Regions from separate parts of the Homo sapiens genome. Here region 2 is linked to region 1. A link is a loop called in an ENCODE intact Hi-C map of the cell type or tissue named here. Cell type or tissue: PC-3. All regions are shown on one strand. Links, peaks and the distances in the headings refer to the core of each region. The heading gives the core; the rest is flanking DNA. Region 1 holds the start of ADGRA3 (adhesion G protein-coupled receptor A3). Region 2 has its middle 92 kb from the start of ADGRA3.

The links. Hi-C counts contacts between places; a loop is a spot of excess contacts. Peaks named below come from ENCODE experiments on the same cell type or tissue, not always from the same donor. Only the 100,000 strongest peaks of a DNase experiment are listed, where the experiment ranks them.
Region 2: it touches region 1 in a loop (6-fold over the local background); 13 of 110 quality-filtered maps call a loop at or near these places.

Annotation. Positions count from the first base shown.
Region 1 is chr4:22,510,850-22,516,110 of GRCh38, reverse strand. It overlaps ADGRA3 (adhesion G protein-coupled receptor A3), which reads left to right and starts at 45. Exons shown (of 19, transcript NM_145290.4): 1 at 45-583. The coding sequence starts at 327. It overlaps MIR12115 (microRNA 12115), which reads right to left and starts at 799; the gene lies at 726-799. In PC-3, for the core only: no CTCF peak of the experiment used is centred there; a DNase peak (open chromatin) is centred at 1,910; H3K4me3 peaks cover 2,352 bases; H3K27ac peaks cover 2,096 bases.
Region 2 is chr4:22,605,419-22,610,909 of GRCh38, reverse strand. No RefSeq gene overlaps it. Among named protein-coding and RNA genes, the nearest start is that of ADGRA3, 92 kb to the right of the region's middle. In PC-3, for the core only: a CTCF peak has its summit at 3,368 (motif pointing right); a DNase peak (open chromatin) is centred at 3,359.

The DNA.
Region 1 (5,261 bases), core at 1-5,000:
CGGGGAGGAGCCGCCGCGCGCGGGTCCTGGCCAGGGGAGGAGGCAGTGGCGGCGGCGGCGGCGGCAGAGGAGGAGGAGGAGGCGGTGCTCGCGCCGGGCGGTAGAGCGGCGCTGGGACCCATGCGGCCGTGACCCCCGGCTCCCTAGAGGCCCAGCGCAGCCGCAGCGGACAAAGGAGCATGTCCGCGCCGGGGAAGGCCCGTCCTCCGGCCGCCATAAGGCTCCGGTCGCCGCTGGGCCCGCGCCGCGCTCCTGCCCGCCCGGGCTCCGGGGCGGCCCGCTAGGCCAGTGCGCCGCCGCTCGCCCCGCAGGCCCCGGCCCGCAGCATGGAGCCACCCGGACGCCGGCGGGGCCGCGCGCAGCCGCCGCTGTTGCTGCCGCTCTCGCTGTTAGCGCTGCTCGCGCTGCTGGGAGGCGGCGGCGGCGGCGGCGCCGCGGCGCTGCCCGCCGGCTGCAAGCACGATGGGCGGCCCCGAGGGGCTGGCAGGGCGGCGGGCGCCGCCGAGGGCAAGGTGGTGTGCAGCAGCCTGGAACTCGCGCAGGTCCTGCCCCCAGATACTCTGCCCAACCGCACGGTCACCCTGTGAGTATCTCCCGCGACGCTGGGTCCTCTCCCGCTCGGCTCTTTCTTATCTCTCCGCTCAACTTTGGAGCAGGGTCCAGCCGGCACCCACGCGCCTTTGTGTGGAGCTGTAGGCAGGGGGCGGTGCTAGGAAAGACCTCGTGTGCTTGGCATGGGTGCAGTTCAGGGAAAGGCAAGGGAATCTGCGTCCGAGCTGCCTCCCAGCTCCACTAGTTTGCAAAGTAAAGTTTTCGGGTTCTCAGGCGCTCCCCGCGCTGTCCCCGGCGCAGCGCTTTTGGGCTGCGCGGTGCCACGTGAGGATGCAAGTAAACACGCAGTCAACAGAGTTAAAGCTCATTCATCCTGGGCTTGGGTTTCCAGAAAACACAATGCTTGATTGCAAGCGCCAGTCCTTCTGCTTCTTTGCAAATTAAGTTACACTTACGTGGTAGAGTTTGCAAAACACAAGGACTGTGTGCGAGCCCAAACCCCAAGACGCTTCCTTTGCCTTTTGCTATCTTAGTTTTATTACAGTTAAAGAGCACCTTTTAAGATAGAGTTGTTATTAAGGGCTGGAAACATTTCAGATCAATCTGTTTATGTACCTTGCAGTCCCGTTTTCGTGTCTGTGAGGGCTTATATTTAAAAGCCAGGAACATTGGAACTGAAAACCGTGGGTTTATTGAGCCTTCCAACTCGAGGGATTTTTGATTTTCGGATTGAGTTTCCACCTGGAAGGAAAAATTTTGGTAACTCACTTGTGCTGGGATTCACGGTTCAGTTTTGCAAACGTAGTTTTGCCAATTCTAGCTGAACAGTTGGCCCCAGTGACTGTCGAGTTTGTTTTCAGAAGGATGAATTGGTTTGGAAAGTTTTGAGTCTAAGTGTTTCTCATGGGTATTTTGTTCAACTGAAATGTGAGTCCCTTGGCTCGGGGTTCCTCTATGTTGTTTTGGTTGGTTTCCTAAAAAAAGAATCAAGGCAGCCACTATACAAACATGAATGCAAGGACCGCAGCATGATCTATGAAAACACTTAAAGTATGGTTTTAAATGTAACCCAAATTCAGCAGGAGTATACACAGGTAGGCCAGGTATACATTTCATTACTAACACTTTTGTTTACCTTCATTTCCATTTTTTGAATTAGGAAACGTTTAACCATGAAAATTGTGTCTATGTGTCTATTTATGGAGGCATGAAGATGGATGAAAGAGTTTTTGTTTTATTTGACTCCGTTACTAACACGTTACCATGTGGTGGTGGCAGCAGTTATATTTATTTATTTCTTAGTCAGATTCTTTGAAGTGGAAATTTTCGGTATGGGACTTTAATTACAGTCCAAATGGAGAAAATCCCAATGTTGGAGGAGATTTTCTTTGTTACTCTGCAAAAATTAGTCATCATGCAGTTATGTTATAAACATTTAGGTTTTGGGTCAATGAGTGACATTTACGTTGACTCATGTTTAGGTCCAGTTTTTCTGACCTAAAAGTGTCCACAATTTCAGCTGGATTAGGTCAACTACTAGTAAATTGTTGATTTTGCGTTGCAGAAAAAAATAGGGGATATGGTGGTAAATTGATTTTCAGCATATTACCAATTAAACTATTTTTCTACAATTTTTAGAAACTGGTTAAAATATAAGTAACTATGAAATGTCATTTCAATCCAGTTTTTTTTTTTTTTTTTTTTTTTTTTTTTGCCTGAAAGCTTTTTAGATGAAAATAAAGTTAAGGTTGGGCATGGTGGGCTCACACCTGTAATCCCAGGGCTTTGTGAGGTCAAAGCGGGTGGATCCCTTGAGGTCAGGAGTTCAAGACCAGCCTGGCCAACTTGACGAAACCCTGTCTCTACTAAAAATACAAAAATTAGCCAGGCGTAGTGGCGTATGCCTGTCATTCCAGCTACTTGGAAGGCTGAGGCAGGAGAATCACTTGAACCCGAGAGGTGGAGATTGCAGTGAGCCGAAATCGCACCACTGCACTCCAGCCTATGTAACAGAGTGAGACTCCCATTCAAAAAAAAAAAGAAAAAAAAAATTTGTTTAGTGAATGGGAAGAAGATACAATTAAGGATCAATTAAAGCTGTTCTGCTGGTTGTGGTGGCTCATGCCTGTAATCCTAGTACTTTGAGAGGTGGAAGTGGGTGGATCACCTGAGGTCAGGAGTTCGAGACCAGCCTGGCCAACATGCTTAAAGCCCCATCTCTACTAAAAATACAGAAAATTAGCTGGGCGTGGTGGCGTGCACCTGTAATCCCAGCTAGTCGCTACTCGGGAGGCTGAGGCAGGAGAATTGCTTGAACCCAAGGAGAAGGAGTTTGCAGTGAGACAAGAAGGCACCATTGCGCTCCAGCCTGGGTAACAAGAATGAAACTCCATCTCAAAAAAAAAAAAAAAAAAAGAGGAAAGTTGTTCTGGCTGAAGAGGGTTCAAGGTATATGAGGCCCCCTGTAGAGGGGTCTTATGGGCCAGTTTCCTCATTTTACTGGGGAAAGAGTTAGAGTTACTGTAGATAAGGGACTTGCTCACCAGAATTCTCATAGTAGCATCAGAGTCCACGTCCCAGATTCCTGTCCTGCAGTTCAGATGCTTTCTCATTCCTCACCTTGCCTTCATCTTAGTTGAGCACAGTTTTTGTTGAGTGGCCTCTAGGTAGTAGGTAGCGTGTTGAAGTTTGGACTGTGTGTTAGTGCCTAGGGCTGCTGCAGATTACTACAGGCTTGGTGGCTTGAAACAACAAATTTATTCGCTCATAGTTCTGGAGGCCACAAACCCCAAATCAATCTATTAGCAGGGCCATGCTCTCTCTGAGGACTTTAGGAAGAATTCATGCTTGCGTCTCTCATCTTCTGGTTTTCCTTGGCTTGGGGCAGCATCACTTAAGTCTCCGCATCTGCCTTCCATTGGCCTTCTCCCTGTGTGTCTGTGTGTCTCAAGTCCTCTCCTTTCTCTTATAAGGATACCAGTTACTGAATTTAGGGTCCACCCTAGGTCCAGGATGATCTCATCCCAAGATCCTTTAATTAAATACATCTGCAAAGACCCTGTTTACAAGTAAGATCACGTTAAAAGGTCAGGACTTGGACATTTCTTTCTATGAAACACTGTCCAGCTCATGACAGAATACAAATAAAAACATGCTCTTTCTTCTCCAGGAAATTACAGATATTTGGGGAGAAAAATTCATGACTAAGTCTCAGAACAGTATGGTCAATGCTCTATTACCAGGGTGCACATGTAGCAAAAGAAACCCAGAGGAGGGCAACCAGGGCCTCCTTCTCCCTCAATCCTAGTGGGATTGAGGATCCTGAGCCAATTCTGGAAAGAGGAAAAAGATCACTGTGGGGCGGGCGCAGTGGCTCACACCTGTAATCGCAGTACTTTGGGAGGTTGAGATGGGCAGATCACTTGAGACCGGGAGTTCGAGACCAGCCTGACCAACATGATGAAACCCCATCTCTACTAAAAATACAGATATTAGCTGGATGTGGTGGCTTGCACCTGTAATCCCAGCTACTAGGGAGACTGAGGCAGGCAGGAGAATCGCTTGAACCCGGGAGGCGGAGGTTGCAGTGAGTGAAGATCGTGCCACTGCACTTCAGCCTGGGTGACAGAGTGAGACTCTGTCTCAAAAAAAAAAAAAAAAAAAGAAAGAAAGAAAAATATAACTGTGAAGAAAACGGTGAGGGAACAAGGGGAGGAAATGATAGGTTGGAAGTGGGGGACCCCAGGTGCCCACGGGTTTGGAGAGGACAGTATCTGGTTATGCTGCTGTGCAGTTGGTGTTACCGGAATGTCAAAGGTAAGTGTCTGGTGCCCAGGGTGGTCAGAGGAGTCTGTAGGGGCTGAGTCGAGGATGGCCAGGCTCCCTGGTTTGAGCCTTTATCACTTAGGTGTGGCCAGGTGTTTTCAGCTGAGTCGTGATGTGGCCACAGAGAGGAAAATTAACTGATGGGAACTGGGAGAATGGCAAAGATGGGATATAATTTTTTTTTAAATCATGAAAAATAAAGCCATTTCTATTTAATGGATGAACTGGTCTTCATCATAGCCTAAAAGTCAGATCCTTCAACAGTATTGATGAACACCACTTGTTTCTGTAGCTATGCTTAAAGAAAGGTCTGGCAGAAATCCTAGGCTTAACTGTGTGTTCCCCGTGTCTCAGGTAGACTTTTGTATTGAGGGATTAAACCGCTTCTATTATTATAACACAGAAATTGAACAAAAATTTACCTACATTTAGTGTTTTTGTTGAAAATATACTTATTTACTGTATTTCTGTGATTTATATTAAATCTTGCTCAATAATGTAAGTTTTGAAAGTTCTGAGGATTTCATTGATGGAAAGTTTTACAAATTTATCACTGCCTTTCTAAATGTGGGTTCCTCGTGATGCTACTTGGTGACTCTAGACAAATAAAAATATAAAACAAAAATTACTTGTAATTTGTCAGATAACCTCCAGGTTTTTCTCAGACTAACACACTAAAATAGTGTGTAGAGTTTTGGTTCTTCATGTTTGTTATCAAAGAACTAATAATTATTTTGGACATCACCAGTGTGGCTCAGTACAAAGTACAAGAAAAGAAATGCTCGTATTGTTCAGAGACTTAAATCTAGTTAGGAGGAAGGATTTGCACAATAGGAAGCAGACATTTAGGGAACAATTAAAAGACTATCCCTCATTAAGTAATA
Region 2 (5,491 bases), core at 249-5,248, 95 kb before region 1:
CCTGTCTAAAACTCCCCATGGCTTATACTGCACCCCTGAAAAATCCAAAGCCCTGACCATGATCTGATATTCCTATACGGTGTGGTCCTGACCTCCTCTTTCATCCCATCTTGGGCCATTCGCACTCACAGGGCAACCACAACACCCTTGCCCTCTGTCCTTCCACCTGGCCAGGCCCATTCACGTGTGAGGGCCTTTGCACCCACTGGCCACGTTCGAAATGCTCTGCTTCCAGCCCTTGGGTTCCTTGTTGTCATTAAGATCTCAGCCCTAGTAGCTTCTCCTCAGAGACATCGTCCTTGGACATCTATTTAATGTAACCTTCCCACTCTCTCTGATGTCTTCTATTGCATCACTGTTTTGGTGTTTGCATCATACTTGGCACCACCTAAATTTTTTGTCTGTCCAATTTTTTCCTTGTTTGTTATCTATCTTCACCCATATGAATGTAAGTGCCTTGAGAACAGAGACTTGTCAGAGCCGTTTGCCCCCTAGCTCAGTAGGTGCTCAGTAAATACTTCTTGGGTGACTGTGTTGCTTATTAATTCTTCCAGCTGAGATAATAATCTGGACATGAAAATAAAATGTGTTTAAGCAAAATCTTGATCATGGGAATGAACATTTCAAGGGGAAAATGAATGGAGTTTGGTGTCTAAATATAGGAAAGGAATGAGCAATCTAAGACAAGGTTAGCGTGAGGTTCTCAGGGTTGCTGCAGAAAGGTGATACTCTTGGCAAAAATATAAAGGTTGTGGTTAAAAGCCACATTCAGTGAGTATACACTACATGTCAGGCATTACATATTTTTCAGAACCCCATTGGGTAGGCGTCATTATCTCTTACAGATAAGAGATTGATTCAGTGACCCCAAGTTTTTCAGCTGGGTATCCTATTCCAGTGATTGAGGTTGACTTGGTTAAAAGTACTGATTTAAGATCAACTTACAGTTGCAAGCATGGATGGGGGTAAAGATGTACTGTCTGGTCTTCAGAGCTACCTCTCCCCCATTTCCCAAGTTACTGGGCTGAACTGGATGTGGGATATGCATCTCACAACCTACGTTGGCTCACAGGTTCTTTTGCAAATTGGTCTATGCACCTGTAGATTCCTCCAGGTGTCCTCCTCATTCTGAAACAGTCCAGGGTGGGCAACTGGAAATACCTTGAAGAAGACGCTGAAGAGAAAAGTGCCCGGATAAAGGTAGGGGAACCTGATTAATGGAGCAGAATGACACCTGTTATTTTGGAGACAACCACCCGCAGGGTGATAAAACCCCAGAGAAAATAACTGAAATGCAGTACATGAAAATGTTTTGCTTCCATCTTTTTGATCATCCATCTGATAAGTTACTACCTAGAATATGGAAACTTGACTTTGCTAAAAATGAGTTCTATGAGAGAAGCCCAGAGAAGACAATGCTACTGATGCACCTGGAGAGTTGAAGATACTGCAACCGAACACTCAGGTGGTCTCTCACTGGTGGCAGGAAACAAATGTTCTTCTTCAACATAGAAATCACCATGGAGATGGCATTATAGAGCTAGCATCTCAGTGATAAAAAGCCGTGGGGACCAGGTTCCTTGGTCCCTGGGAGTTTATCAGCGGTTGAAAGATACCCTGAGCTTGCCCCCTTTCACCCCTGATCCAGCTAACACACACAGCTCCGCAAGGGCTGGCTCGTTCTCCCAGATTTGCAGCTGTGGAAATGCCAAGATTTAAAATAAATTTTCTTGAAAAAAACCAACATCGATGGAGTGAAGATATTATTACTACATAACCACCAAGTCTTGGTATATGTGTTTCTAACAGTAGTGTGGAGGCAGAAGTGAAGATAAAGATCCCATGAAGATAAGGAGATTTGTTGCAAGGCTGGCATAAAACCTGAGCAGATGATCACAATCTCTGTGTGGTTTATGCTACCTGAGGAGAGACCCAAAGTCCAGGCAGTGCTGGCTTACATCATTGTTTTCCAGGAGCAAGAGCCTAGTACTTTGGTCATTCCAAGTATTTGGGATTGTTCAGTAGAGCATCAGTTCTTGGTACCCAACATATATTATTTTAAATTGGAGAACTGAAGCAACCAAAGGTGGGGTGATGTCCTCATTCATTCTAACTAGAGTTGACTCTGGCACATTTGGCTACCTCAAGGTAACTCGGTACAAAGGATTGTATTCACTTGGATCTGATAGCAAGGAAACACTCCTATAGTTACAGATGTGATGTCACTGAGAGGCAAGCATGGGTTAGGTAGTGAGAGACATACTATTTTGGAGTTGGACAAGACTGGATTTTAATCCCATCTCCAGCAATTAATTGCCCATTGTAAAATGCTAAGTTTAATAAAGATATGATCTCAACCACCTGTCAGAGCCGGAGTGAGGATTAAATTCAATTATTTTGTGCAGCACCTGGTGCATGTAAAGCCCTCAGTCCATACTCATTCAAAACTCACTCTTACCACACAGCCTCTCCCTCCAGCCTTGCTTCAGGAGGTCTCCCGTAACTGAGGGAGAGTGGAGCCCCTGGCGGGACTGGAGACAAACAAATGGACTTTCCTTGCCAATTGAAATAAAGACAACCCTCTTTGCTCAGGAGGAAGCAGGCTCCAGGGACTTGGGAATCTCAAAATATGGTCATGAGTCACAGGTGAGACAAGAGGGTCTTCCCACAGGTCTGTGAATTAATCCAGAAGTGCAAGTCTTTTCTTTGGTTTTTACAGATGAATGGTACCCAAATCCATACACTCTCAACTTGCTACAGTACTGGCTATAGGTGAGTTACTAGTGGCCTAAAATGATGGAAGGCCCTAGGAAAATTCCCTGTGTGGCACTTGAGACTTCCTTACCCCTTCTGTGGACAGTCGTTATCCCTTGTGTGGGGAGTAGATGGAATTAATAAGCTGTGATATTATTTCTGGGCAAGGTGCAATAAGACGTGTTTGTTCCTCCCAAGGTGGAGATTACAGAATTGTAGTGAGGGAAGGGGGTGATAATACAGCATCCAAGGAATGTTTAGAGAGTTATACTTGCCTGCTTTTTGACATGTGTGTCTCTAGAGAAGTCTAGGTGGACTCCTGTCCATCAACATCTCAATGTAAAAGAGCATTGCTGTTGGATGTCATCACCAGTCCCCTTCCAGGTCCCTGCAGCTATTGTGGTTAGCATTGCTGTTCCCATGGCTCAAGTGGCTTTGGACTAGTAGGTAATGGGTGGGGGAAGAAACAGCTCCCCTCCCCTCCCCCACCCCACCCTACCCTGTGTATATTCCACTTCCTGAGACTTGGGCTATGCCTACAGGAAGTAACAGAAACCGTTGGTGTGCCCCTAGCTCCCTCCCCTCTGCCAACTGCACAGTTGCACTTACTGAGGCTGGGCTGCAGGTGGCAGGCACCCCTCTGTGATCCTGCCATGGCCAGAGGAACTCATTCTACACCAGCTCTTGGGTGTAAAGTTGTACGGATACTGAAGACTTCCATCCTCAGGCCAAAAGGTCAGGATCAGTGCAGCTTATACCTGCGCTCACAAAGAAAGAGAACAAAAGGAGAGTCCGTGGCCATGGCTGCCTCCAGTACCCATTTAATTGGCATCTTGAATCAAGTAGAACTGTTTTTAGGAGAAGTAACCCATTTTGGAAACCCCAAAAACCTTCAAAACTTAGAGTTAATGAAATAATATTCTAAAAATAAAGTTGATAAAATGTATCTGAATGCATGCATACATAGACCTTGCAAATATCCATTTGATGCTCGCTTAGTTTCGTTAGGGCTCTATTCACTCTGACCTCATCATATGACAACCCACTTGACTCCTGTCTTCCCTTCTGTCCTTCTACTTTGCTGCTAGTGTAATTCTATATTCTTCATTTGCATTCTTTCTCAGAATGAAATCCTGAAAAGCAACCCCATTCGGTATGGACTCAGAATCCCCATGGCATGATCTGATACCACAGGCAATCTCTCTTCCTAACTCAGGGCCCAGGTAACACATGGTAGTGCCAGAGTGTGAGCTGCCTGCTCTCCGGTGAGGGTTAGACCAGGCTTTGGGGAGCTGCCTTGAGTATAGCTGAGTTGTCAAATATGCAAGTGACATAAGCCAGAGGGGCCTGTGTGTCACTCAAAGGTGCTGACACAAGCCAATCTGATCTGGGACCAGTAAATGTTTAATCCAGTGAGACGAATAGAATGCATTCCTGCCAGTGCCCCTACTGCTCTTGCACATGGCAATGCTGCTCCCAGGACTCAAGTGGCTTTGGACTAGCAGGCATTGGCATGTTGGGCAGGGTTGGGGGCAGCTATATGCTGCTTCCTGGAAAAGGACTGTCACTTACATCACAGCCCCCAGCTTCACCTTATCTTCACTCAGATGCCCTCTCAGACTCCTATTCTGCTACTTTTGTGCCTCCTCTTCTCTCTTCATCTCGCTCTCTCTCTCCTCCTACCCCTTAATAACTGACCACTCTCCATATTTTCCAGTCTACAGCCCAAAAGGGAGATGGACACATTGTTTTAGCTAGTTACTCTCTACCCACTTGGACAGTGTCTCTTGCTCCAGGTCCCCTCATTGGTTGCCCACTGGCCTATGGATACTATTAATTGAATTAGCATCCACCTCCGTCACTGCTTATGTGCACAGGGCCTGTTCCCATGGTCATCTTAATCTGAAGTTGGGAAAGCAGCATTATAAATGATGTGCCCAGTACTTAAGGAAAATCAGAGAAGAAAGGCATAGAGACAGGATGCATTCACATTTTGGAGAAACCTACTATATGGCAGACACTATATGTCAGGTACTGTACTAGGTACTTTATAACTGCATGTATCTAGTTAATACTCAAAAAGACTTATCTTTTCCCAGTATCAGAGTTTGCGAATCAGAGGGCTGATATTTTAGCATGGCTCCGGGTTAAAGGGTCCAAAGAGGCCTCCTGCCCAAAGTTAGGATTGCCTTCTCTGAGCAACAGAATTCCCACAAATCTGTGTAGTCTTAGCTGAACAGGATTAGGGTTCCATCTAGTTGTAGTGTGTTCCTTTTCTCAGCCTTGTTTGTGTGCATAGACACAAACATACACCATGGACACTTCCAAAGGAAGAGTGAGTATAGGAAGACACAACTGGGATCTCTTACTATGGTAAGACAGAGTGTTTGGGGTCCTGGATCCCAGCCAGTGCCTTCACTTACATTTCAACATTTCCAAAATAGTTCTTGGAATTTCCACTTTAAAAATGAGAAAACAGACTCAGGAATGTTAATGGACTGTCTGTAAGAGTGCTAGCTGTGCCTTCCCATATTTATTCATCTCTTAACATTGTCTTGCACTCTAGCCAGACTTCCAACCAACTACCCACACCTGTGACTCTACCTGAGTGAGTCCACCCTGCCCGCCTGTAGAGCAGACTGGAATTGCCACAACTCTCCCTGCAGAAACCTTCAACCACAGCTGATAGTGTAGCAGGACGAGCCGCAGACAAAACCTCTCAGACACCGAGTAGTAG